Linked DNA regions of Homo sapiens: region 2 is linked to region 1. The links are chromatin contacts, found by Hi-C or POLR2A ChIA-PET in ENCODE. All regions are on one chromosome and are shown on one strand. Each heading gives the region's core, a stretch centred on a gene start or an enhancer-like site at or near the end of the contact. The rest is flanking DNA. Distances are from core to core; before and after follow the strand shown. Region 1 holds the start of RGS3 (regulator of G protein signaling 3). Region 2 has its middle 67 kb from the start of ZNF618.

Region 1 (6,064 bases), core at 2,559-5,058:
TTCTCCAAAGAAGATATATAAATAATGAGCACATGAAAAAATGTTCAACATCACGGGTCATCAGGAAAATGCAAATCGAAACTATAGTGAATATCAATTCACACCCACTAGGATAGCTAGAATTAAAAAGTCAGATAATAACAAGTGTTGGTAAGGAATGTGGAAAAACCAAAACCCATATACACAGCTGATGGGAACATAAAATGATACACCTACTTTGGAAAAGAGTTTGGTAGTTCCCTAAATAGTTAAACACAGAGTTACCATAGGACTCAGCAAATCTACTCCTAGGTATATACTGTGTGTATATGAAGAGAAATGAAAACATTTGTCCACACAAAAACTTGTTCACAAATGTTCATGGCAGTATTATTCATAATAGTCAAAAGGGAGAAACAGCCAAAATATTCATCACCAGATGAATAAATTTTTAAAATGTGGTATAGCCATACAATGAATACTACTCAGCCATAAAAATGAATGGAGTATGATATCTGCTACAACATGGATTAAACTTGAAAACATTATGCTAAGTGAAAGAAGTCAGTCATAAAAAAAAAAATACGATTCCATTTATATGAAATGTCCAGAACAGGCAAATCTACAGAGGGAGAGAATAGATTAGCAATTGCTTTGGGCTCGGGACAAGGGAGGACGGTACAAGCTAAAGAGCATAATGTCTCTTTTTGAGGGAATGAAAATGTTCTGAAATTGTGATAATAGTTACACATCTCTGTGAATATACTAAAAACCATTGAATTGTATGGTTTAAATGAGTGAATTGTATATATCTGAATTATATTTCAATAAAGCTGTTACAAGAAAAATCAGCAAATATCCTAATCAAAATAAAATATACAATCCTGGAGAAAAATATTATGTATACCTACAATGACTTCAAATTACATCATTTTTCACAATAAAGAAAAAAAAATCCCTCTAGAGTAGTTGGGTCCTAGCCTCAGCTTGCCTACTCCCTTCCCCTGAAGTAAGGCCACCTCCTCAGAACGCAGTGTCCTTCAATTAATGTCACTTGAACATACTCCTTTTGGGGGACAAGGGGTTGTGTTCATGTGTACACACAAATACATATATCATGCAGTACTCTCCCCGAAGGGAATTCTCATCAAAACAGTTTTGTCTCTTTATATTTCCATAGATGATTATGCTCCCTTTACATGTCTGTGCTCAGGAAACTACCAGCTAAGCAACATCTTCATCTGGTTCTACCAAGGCAAAGCTCACAGTAGAAGGCCAGGGGCTACCTACTTTGCTAAGGAAAGGCCAGTGAACTGAGAAAAACTTAGCCAAAACCTTCACAGTAAAAGTGGTCCCAATTGCTACCAAAACTGACTCTGAATCCATAGCTTCCAAACCTGGATGACAGTCTGAACGCTCTATGGCTTCTTAAGTGTTCATATTCTCAGGCTCCACCCCAGACCTATTAAACTAGAGTCTCCAGAAGAAGATTCTAGGAATCTGTGTATTTTTAACAGGCTCCCCACATGCTTCTGATATTTGGCTGGGTTTGGAAACCACTGATAGGAATCTTTGCTCATAAGCAGATCAGTGAAGATCACAGTGGATAAAGAAAATCAGCAGCCTGAAAGAGGGGCACCACGACAAATGGCACCCAGGGAAACAGAGCCAGTGCAGGAAACAGGAGAGAATTTCTCAAATGCTCTCATAAGCATCCTTAGAGAGATGTGAGAGGAGCCTGCACGAATAAGAGCAGGTGGCTTCCCACCCCACCCAGGCTCCTGTCTGCCTCCTGCACACTCAGGTCACAGTCACTTGTTCAAGCAGCAGCCTTCCCTGATACCCATCAGACTCAGCCCTGAGGCCATGGCTGGGCAGGAAGATCCACTCCCTGCTGGGCCTGAACCCTCCTCAGCTTCCCAGATCTGGCAGGCAGATTAATCTAATAGAAGAACATGGACCAATGCAAGGAAATATTCACATCAGGCCACTAAGGAAAACATATGGGTTACAAAATTGTCCATACAAACTTGATCTCAATTGTGTTGAAATTTGACCCCTAAATACACACAGGCACACACACACACACACACACACACACACACACACACACACAGAAATAGGTGTGGAAATAAGCCTGGGAGGATATAAATCAGAAAGTTAACAGTGGTCTCCCTGGGAAGTCAGATTACAAGTGATTTTCACTTTCTTCTTTTCACTAAGTTTTCAGCAGTAAACACATGTAACCATGATAATAAGGAGGAAAAAAGCAAACATATTTTTACTTTTTAATCAGGACACAGCTAAGGTAAGAGGGCCTCACAGCTCCCTGACACCCTTTCCTGATCACTCCTACCCCAGCCAATACAGATCATCCTGGAAACCACCCTTGTCTCACAGAGCCCTGCATCCCAATGGGGTTAGCAGGAATTGCCTCCTACGCTGGGGCATTAAGTGAGATAATGCAGGTAAAACACTTGGCATAAGGAATGGCAATGGTAAGTTCTCAACAAATGATGGCTAGTTAATTGCCCTTTATCGTCCACCAACTAGACCAGTGAATTCCTGCTGCCAGACGTCAGGCAATTTCAGAGGCCAAGCCACTGCTCTTCCATCATTCCCTCTACCCCTAAGGAAAAAAAGCAGGTTGTGGAAAACCAAATATGTTGAGCAGGAGTAAGCCTGAAAACAGAAGAGCCAGGAACCCCAGGGAGGGACCAAACTCCTTGGGCACTCTGTCTTTGAAAGCTGGGCAATGTCCAGTAATGTTTCAGTAACAGCCCCAACCTTTAGAAGGAAATTGTATGCAAGTTCAAACAAAAATGCGCTGGACAGGTCATCTCTGGAAAGCTTGAGCTCAGCTACGAACTCTGCCACTGGCTCATGGAAGATCTCTTGGTTTCAAGTCTTCACAGAGGAAAAATAACCCCTCTCCACAGAGAGTTGCAGGACCAGTGAGGAAATGAAGGGTTACCCTCAAGGGTAGGGTTGTTACCTTTACTATGGCTACCAGGAAGGCCAGGTTTGCCCAGACCTTTGGGCAGCTGCCGCCCAGCTGTTATTTGGGGGAACTCAGTCTGCTACTTAGGGGCTTGGGAGTGAAGCCTACTGTTCACTTCTTTCCACCTCAAACCCTGAGGCAGCCCTGGGACCCTCCTAAGGGATTGTTCTTTCTTGGAGGAGAGAATTCTCCCATCTCCACTGTGGCTCAGATACCCAACAAAGTCAAATTGCAGCCTCCCCACAAGGCAGCAGGGCCAAAGGGCCCAGCACCTGTCCGCTCCCTGAGCCAAAGGAAAGTGGGTGAATGAGATCTCCAGTTGCTATAACAAGACCTTGATTTAACCTGAGCTGCTTGCTAATGAGAAACTCCGTGGTGACAACCCAGGTCTCTGAAAGATTAACCAGAGCGTGATTATTCCAGCCAAGTGAGGCAGAACCAACCGCAGTTGGCACTCATGGCCGGGCAGCAGGTGGTGTCCAGCAGCTTGCTTGGACTGAGCCTGTGCCCTGAGCCCCTCCTGGGCAGTCACAGGAGAAAGGGGCCAGAGAAGGTGCCCCTAGATAGAAAGAGCACCTGCTCCCAGCCTCCCCTGTCACCACGAGGGGCTGCGTTTCTGGGCGCTGGGAGCAGGGTGAAGCAGCCCCTGCCGCCAGCCCCAGCGGGCACTTACCAAAGGTGGTGAGGTAGAAGGACAAGTCCGGGTGGGCACGCCGGCTCCCGAGGGAGACGCGGTGCAGGGAGCGCTCCATGGCGTCCCACTGCGACCCGGACAGGAGCGTCTGCAACCCGAGGCGGCTGTGTTGCTCCCCAGTAACCGGAGTCTCCAGGGCGGGAGGAGCGCGAGCGGGAGGTAGGGCTGCCCCAAGCGTTGGAACGGCCAGGGCGCGCCCGGCCCTGATTGGCCCGCGCGGGTTTGAATGGGGAGAGTTCCACCTGCCGGAGCAGAGCTGGGCCGGGGTGGGGGAGGCGGCGCCGCCGACCCGCGCTGAGCAGCGACGGCAGCCACCCAAGGAGCCAGCAGGACGGTGCGGCCACCCCGGGTATCCCGGCCCCAGCACCGCGCTCCCGGTTGGAAATGCCAGTCCCACGAGAAGGCCCAGTCCGGGGTGCCCACTCTGGGCAGGCTTGGCCTCCTCGTCCAGCTCTCCTAGACCAGCAATTAGTCGGGTTTATAACCTGCTTTGAAGCTCAGGCCTATAATCATTAGATCCAAGCAAAGGCAAAGGAGCACCCGATGGCCCAGGGCAGTGAGGTTTGGAAAAGTGTTCTCTGCGCTTGGACAGGTCGCCCCCCACCATGCTGCATCCTCTTCCCAAACCCTGCATCCTGGATCACTCTCTTGAGCCTCCTCTTGAACAAGTGCTGCCTGACACAGGTCCGGATGGGAGCAGCTTGCTCCAACCAACCTGATGGCCCCCCGTCCCACAGCCTGATGCCATCGGACAGCAGGACAGGCCCACAGCCTCTGAGAAAGAGGAACGCACAGGAAACGGAGTGGGGTGGGTGAATCCCCCAGCCTGGTGCGGGGAGGCAGAGCTGGAAGGTCAAACCCTGCTTTGCTGCTTTGTCAGCAAACATTTACAGGACACCTCCTCGTAGCAGTTTCACACCAAGACATCTGCTCTGCAAATCTCTGTTGCCACTGTGGGAAGGAAAGCTGTTAGTCTCGTGTAAATCTAAAAATGGGAAGTGTTGGTATTTGTCCCTGTTCCCCAGACTTCATCGCCAAGTGGATATTTGTGGTTCAGTGATCCACTCAAAAACAAGATGGGGAGATGCAAGACAGAAAGTGGAGAGAAGAGTTATGTGTTGAGTACCAGATGCCAGAGGCTGAGCTGAGCTGGGCAATTTACACACATCATCTCAGTTAATCTTCACGGTAAGTCTAATAAGTATTAGCCCCAATTTACCAGGAAGAAATCTGAACCTCAGGCAGAGAAGACAGGTGACATGCCCAAGGTTTGCAGAGCTAGGAATAGGCAGAGCTGAAATTTGAACCCAGGCCTGTCTGCCCCAAACGCCATTGTCCTATTCTTCCTTGGCCTCCACATCTGCCCCATGGCCAACAGCAGGTGGAAGGAGCAAACGCCACAGGGTCAGGTGGCCACCAGCGAGGAGCAGAAACTGCAGAAGGAGCCCTGAATCAGCAAACTGGTGATAAATCACATAAATGCCGTAGGATTGTTTGAATCCTGGCACTTCGTGAAGTCCTGCCCTGCTCTTTACTGCACCCCCCCACCCCACCCCACTCTCCCCCTCCAACCCCGGTTACACACACACATGGTGAACACTGCCTTTAACAAGAGCAGGTCCACTCTCCTAGCCTCAAGCCAGTGACAGATGGACTTACCTGCACCCTGGACTTTGGCATGCGTGATCCTCTTCCTGGCTGGAGAAGTTTGAGTCCACTCATCTCTTCTGGGCAGAGCGATATCAGGGCTTAGCCACTCCATCCAGCCAGGGAATATGGGCAAGCTCAGGCTCAAGCCACAGGATGTAGAGAGGACACTGAGCACAGAGACGTGGCAGACCTGCAGGAGCAAGATGGGAGCATGAGTTAGCCATGGCCTGAAGATGCTCCATGCAAGGTGTGTTCACTCCCAGTAGGAACTAGAAAGCATGGTGTTCAGGAAACAGCAAAGGAAGGCCCACAGGGAAAAGGGAAGGTGATGTGCCTGAGATGATAGTCACCTCTTCACAACTTCGCCAGGGACCACTGTAGAGCCTCCTCCCAAAGGGGAGACTATCTTGGGCTCCAGAGGCTGTGAGCAACCTGCAGGTACAACACTCAGGACGGTGAGATCCAGAAAGAAAATTGGGCAAAGGTGTGCTGTCTGAATGTGACCTAGGAGAGAAAAGACCGAGGCCCACACTGGGCACTTACACCCGGTAATGGGAACAAAGATTCTACTGCTTTGTAGGTCCCCTCCTGACTCCTGCCCCACTCTGCAGCTAACATATTCAGTTGGAAGATTGCAAGGCCAGCCTGATCCTGAGCTGGCCCCTCTGATGGTATCACCTTCACCACCACCAGTAAGGCTCCTTTACTCAGTAGCGTGCTGGAAGCTTCCTTTTCCTAAA
Region 2 (6,064 bases), core at 2,448-4,947, 340 kb before region 1:
CTAACTGAAATTTAGCATTTTCTTTCACTTTGAATGTAGGCAACAAAACAGTCACATTAGCAATGCTGTGGCGTGCACCAATAAAAATCGCTAGTGCTTTCCTATCACAATTCTGTTGTTACAGATATTTCAAAACATCATTTAAGTTCATCGCTATTTCAAAATTATGTTAGCCATTAGATCTACTGCTAGAGCTTGTTTATTTACTTATATTTTTATTTATTTTTTTTGAGACAGGGTCTTGGTGTGTCAGCCAGGCTGGAGTGCAGTTGCGCGAACACAGCTTACTGCAGCCTCGACCTCCTGGGCTCAAATGATCCTCCTGCCTCAGGCTCTCAAAGTGCTGGGATTAGAGGAATAAGCCACTGAGCCTGATGAGCTTGTTTAATTCACTATTAGGAAACATATCAATTACAATTTTACATAGTTTTAATAATATTGAAAACTACATTTCAATGTAAAATATTTCAATCAAAAATACATATGCACTTAAATATATATGTATTATTTCCATTTAAAAACATTATTCTGAGAAGGGGTATACGGGCATCCGCAGACTGTCACAGAGGTCAATAGCACAAAAAAGGTTAGGAACTCTGCTCTCATGCATGGTTGTAACCAGGCCTTCCTGGACCTCTGTGAGGTTTCATGAAGATTCAAAGACTTTGTTAACTTTTCAAAGAGATCTACGATGCAAAAGGAAGGTGGGGGCGGCCAGGCACAGTGGCTCACACCTGTAATCCCAGCACTTTGGGAGGCCGAGGCGGGCGGATCACCTGAGGTCAGAAGTTTGAGACCAGCCTGGCCAACATGGTGAAACGTTGTCTCTACTAAAAATACAAAAAGTTAGCCATGCATGGTGGCGCGCACCTGTAATTCCAGCTACTCATGAGGCTGAGGCAGGAGAATCACTCGAGCCCAAGAGGCAGAGGTTGCAGTGAGCCGCAATTGTGCCACTGTGCTCCAGCCTGTGTGGTAGGGTTCCTCCTAAATCTGATTTTGAAAATACCGTTGTTATTTTCATTCTTTCTTTCAAAATGGAGTGCCTGCCATGTGCCTTGCACAGACAAAGTCCCTTCCCTTATGGAGCTAACAGGGCAGCAGGCAGTGACCTGGGCCACTCCACTTCCCACCCCTTCCCCCAACCTCTTCAATTAAGTCAGGTTTCTAATAATCAAAAGTAGTCACTTTTATTTCAGATTGGTCTCGTCCCCCCATTTTATAGACAAAATGAGGCATCTCCACGTTTCTGTATCTCCTTTGTCTAAGGCAGAGTGCTTCACTTGCAGTAAGAAAATTATGTATCAGGAAATGGACCTTCTAAAAGGTTGGCTTTCCGTCCCCATGGTTTCATACGAAACCCTGGTATTTGTATAGACCTTTACAAAACTCTGTCACTTACATCATCTCACTTGATCAGCTCCTTGAGGAATCAGTCCCCATCCAACAGAGGAGGAAACTGAGGCTCTGAGATGTTAGGATGACTGTCTCAAGGCCACACTGCCAGTTTATGGAAGAGCTGGGAGTTCAGCTTAGCTCCCCTGACTCCAGTTAATTGCTTTGCCTACTTTGCTACAATGCTTTCTGTAAATGCTAATTTCCTCTAATCACACTGTAACACTATGACTGTGGGAATTTTTCTTCATTTTCCATATTATTTTACTCTTATTTTAAATGGGACACCCAAATATGCTTGAGGCTTTTTTAGGTAATGGAGATGGCATCCACCAATCTTCTGCTTTAACCCAATGTGTCTCTTCTGAGCTCCAGGGAAAATCAGAAAATCTGGAAAATTCTCCCTTTGAGCTATCTTTGTCCACAGTCTCAACCTTTCTAGTACCACTGAAACTTTTCTTTAATTAAAAACAAAACAAAACAAACAAAGCTTGTTGCTCTTCATGGATTTATTCAAAAATTTTAATTGAACACCTACTATGTGCCAGGCACTTTAGCTGTAATAATGTGTTCATTGTAGAAAAATTAGAAACTACACATAAACAACCAGATGTCCACCAACAGTAGAACAGGTAGATACATTGTGGTATAGACATAGAATGTATTACTACACAACATCAAAAAATGCACAAACTGGCCAGGCGAGGTGGCTCACACCTGTAATCCCACCACCTTGGGAGGCTGAGGTGGGCAGATCACCTGAGGTCAGTAGTTCGACACCAGCCTGGTCAATATGGTGAAACCCCGTCTCTACTAAAAATACAAAAATTAGGTGTGGTGGCGTATGCCTGTAGTCCCAGCTACTAAAGGAGGCTGAGGCAGGAGAATCACTTGAACCCAGAAGGTGGAGGTTGCAGTGAGCCGAGATCATGCCATGTACTCCAGCCTGGGCAACAGAGCAAGACTCTATCTCAAAAAAAAAAAAAAATGCACCAACTATAGTCACATGCAACAAAAATGCATTTTAAAACCGTAATGTTAACTTTAAAGATACATACACACCCCCACAAAATACATCCAGTACGATTTCATTTACATACATTTCAAAAATAGGCAAACTCAAACTATTCTTTAGGGATGCCTACTTAGGTAGTAAAACCATGAAAAATAAAAAGAGATGATAGGAAAAAGCTGCCTTCCAGGGAGTGGAAAAGGTTTCGGTGAGAGGCTTCTAAGGATCGCTTCTTGGCCTTTTGGCTAAGATCAAGTGAGAGGCTTCTAAGGAACGGCAATGAGGGTAGTTACATAAATATCCACTTCATCATTAAATGCTACATTTATAGCTCATTCACCCATCTGTGTGTTTTCATCTTTTAAAAAAAAAGTTTAGAAAATCCAGATAAAAATCAGGAGGAAAATAAATTCTGCCCCTGAATGTGAACATTTTGGGCACATTCACCCAGCCACTTCTTTTCTGTGCGTGCCTCGTTTTTATTAACCAAAGTAAAATCTCACTTTAATTTTTATTTTTTCATTTTATTTCCTCATCAAAGATGTTACCCTCCGTCCTGCCCAGAGGCACTTGCACCAGCCTTACACGTGTGCGGGGCTCGGATAGAGGAACTGTCCTTTATCATCATTCAGCCAGTAAAGGGAAATGACATGGACTTCCAGGCAGCTTATTTTGCTGTCAATCTTCCACCTTTGAAATTCTGATAAGAGCATGAGCCTCCTTCTACAATTTACAAAACAACATCTTTGGGCCATTGCCCCATTTTACAGATGGAGGAACTGAGGATCAGAGAGGTAAAGTCACTTTTTACCCAAGGCCATAGAGCAAGCAGCTCACTGGCAGCCTTGGCTTCTACTTCTCCCATCTTGCTGACCCTCCATTTCCCACCCCTGTCCACCCATCCTAATCTAAAAGACCTGTTCTGAGTCCTTGGCCTAAGTAACATGACCCCATCTCCACCTAGTCTTGCTCCTTTCGGGGAGTGTGGTGGCTTTCTTAGGGCCTGAGTCACACAGCCATCACTCAAGGGAGGGAGCAGGATGGCTCCCGGCTCCCAGCAGAACTTATTGCATCATCACTCATGCCTTGCCAAGTCTTATTGCTCCAACATCCCCTAAATGATAAAGTTGGATTCATTAAGTGTAAATTCAATCAAACTTGAAAGAGAGAGAGAAAATAAAAGTGACTTGGAATAAGAGAAATGGAAGCACCCGTAAGCGGTTGTTTCTTTTCCTAGGAGAAGTGGCCTCTGGGCCCTGTGTGTTCAAGGCAGCAGGAGTCAGTGGAGTCAGCAACTTCCCAGGGTGAGGCTGACCCTGAGAGGCAAGTCCTGCCTCTAGCACATGCTGGCTGTGGGACCTAAGACTCAGTTTTCTCATCTGTAGATGGGGGAATATCTACCCTGCGTGACTGCACTGAGGATAAGATGGTATCTTGTGCATCATCAGCTTATAAGAACTTTCCCACTGCTGAAGCAGCGAACTGTAGGAATATACCCAGATAGGGATTCCTGGGCAGCTTGGGGTCGGCTTGTAGATGTGAAGATGGGGGAGAGGAGACGTTGGATCTCAGGATGCAGAATTTGAGTCTCTCACACGTTGTTCCCAGAACTATGAGACTGTGGTGCACAAGGTGAAATGCCTTTTATATCAGGGTGTGTGTGTGTGCATAAAAGCAGAATTAAAAAAAATGTTTACCTGTACTGTGGCAGATACAGAGAGATATGCTAGTATTTTTTAAATTCCTTTTCTCCCCAATTCAACATCCACTAAATTGATTTCATGACCTACTAATGAGGGCCTTGGCCAACGTCACAGAGCAAGCTAGAGGTGAAACGGGTTAGAACTAGATCTCCTGGTCGCTAATCCATCTGCTGCCCATTACCTCCCGCTGGCAGGTGTCCAGCTTTGGTTGAGTTTTGTGTGAGTGCTCATCCCCGTGAGTGAGGGCCAGGAAGCAATGGGGGACTCTAGGTGTGGAGGTCCAATGGCCTGTAAACCCCCCAGGCTGGAGCAGACCTTCCCCCTTCACAGGAAGGTCTAACGTGAGTCTCTGCGCCGCCTAGGAACCTAATAAATAGGGGTTGAATGAAGGGAGACATGCAGAGACCACCCCAACCAGAGTCTGATCCTGCCTCTGCCACTGTGTCGTCGTGGAACCTTGGAAGTGGCACTTCTGCAATCTGAGCTTCACGATGACCTTTACCGGGGTGTGCTGGGGGTTGGGGGCTAAGGTTCTATCCGCCTAATGAGGAAGGGTTAATAGGAAGTTCCTTCTGGGATCCCACAGGCTGCTTTGAAGCACTGCCACCTACTGGTCACTCTCTCTCATTACACCTCGTCACTTGGAAGAGGGCTCTGTTTTCGGAGTATCTCCTAAATGCATGATCCTTTCCATGGTTCAAAATCCACCCATGACAGGCAAGTTCTCTTAATCCTCAGAACAACCGTGAGAGAAAAGCAAGTATTCTTAAATCCATCTTACATATGAGAAAATTGAGGGCCAGAGAGGTTAAGCCACTCACTCAAGGACACACAGGATTTTCACATGGATGCCCAGATTCCCAATCCAGTGCTCCTTCTGCCCATTACAAGTAGCAATCCCCAGCAGGCTGGATTTAGCCACAGGCTTTACCTCCAGCAGGCTAAAGGCTGAAAGAGTGGATTGGAGATGCACATCTTAGACTGGTCAGAGGGAAGTGGGGTGGGGTAGCTTGTTTGGATGTCGCCAAGAAATACTGTCAGGTGCAGCACGTTTCTTACTGGTTAATCAGTGCTGCTTCGGGCACTCCAGAAGACCTAGGTAGAGGACTGATTTCGAGAAATGATGTGGCTAGGAGCAGTGGCTCAAGCGTGTAATCCCAGCACTTTGGGAGGCTGAGGCCAGCGGATCACCTGAAGTCAGGAGTTCGAGACCAGCCTGACCAACATGGTGAAATCCCAGCTCTACTAAAAATACAAAATTAGCTGGGTGTGGTGGCACATACCTGTAATCACAACTACTCAGGAGGTGGAGGCTGCAGTGAGCCAAGATCATGCCACTGCGCTCCAGCCTGGGCAAAAAGAGTGAAACTCCATCTAAAAAAAAATAAGTAAATATTATATGACCATTATGAAGTGCTTGGGGGATGTGACAATAACCAGGCTAACTTGGTCCATGTAGACAGCCAAACTGTCTTGCTTAGATCTGGCAAGACCCTTGCTTAGACCTGTTTTCTTTCACAAAGCAATAAACAAATAGAGATGGAATGGGTGGTGGCTGAGAGGCTGGTTGTAGTGTCCTACTCCAAGGGGTTCAAATTCCATCTCTGCCATCTTACTCGCCCTGTGACCTTGGGCAAATTACTTAAGCCAAGCTTGTCCAACCCCCGGCCCACAGGCTGCACATGGCCCAGGACGGCTCTGAATGCAGCCCAACACAAATTCATAAACTTTCTTAAAACATTATGAGATATTTTTGTGATTTTTTTTTCAGCTCATCAGTTATCGTTAGGGTTAGTGTATTTTATCTGTGGCCCAAGACAATTCTTCTTCTTCCAGTGTGGCCCAGGAAAGCCAAACGGTTGGACACCCCAATAAGCTGCCTATAAAATGGGGATTCTCTGTTTCTTCATCTGTAAAACAAAAACATCCATAATTGTTTCTTGTTGGCTGTTGT

The links. Hi-C counts contacts between places; a loop is a spot of excess contacts on that map. ChIA-PET counts read pairs that join two places held with the same protein, here RNA polymerase II (POLR2A).
Region 2: a loop to region 1 is called in a map with no recorded cell type, with 2.8 times the contacts of the local background. The contact joins the enhancer-like site here to the promoter of RGS3 in region 1. A Hi-C loop is called at or near these places in 1 of 37 single-sample maps with no recorded cell type. POLR2A ChIA-PET finds 5 or more read pairs at or near these places in 2 of 52 experiments (HCT116 and T-cell).

What each region holds. Positions count from the first base shown.
Region 1 is chr9:113,461,471-113,467,534 of GRCh38, reverse strand. RGS3 (regulator of G protein signaling 3) reads right to left here and starts at 3,808. Exons shown (of 23, transcript NM_001394167.1): 1 at 3,654-3,808. The coding sequence starts at 3,732. RefSeq lists enhancers at 2,996-3,950, 3,951-4,905.
Region 2 is chr9:113,806,219-113,812,282 of GRCh38, reverse strand. No RefSeq gene overlaps it. Among named protein-coding and RNA genes, the nearest start is that of ZNF618, 67 kb to the left of the region's middle. Within about 2 kb of position 3,697, at least 3 of the 41 ENCODE cell types and tissues checked have a DNase peak (open chromatin) inside an H3K27ac peak, as active enhancers do.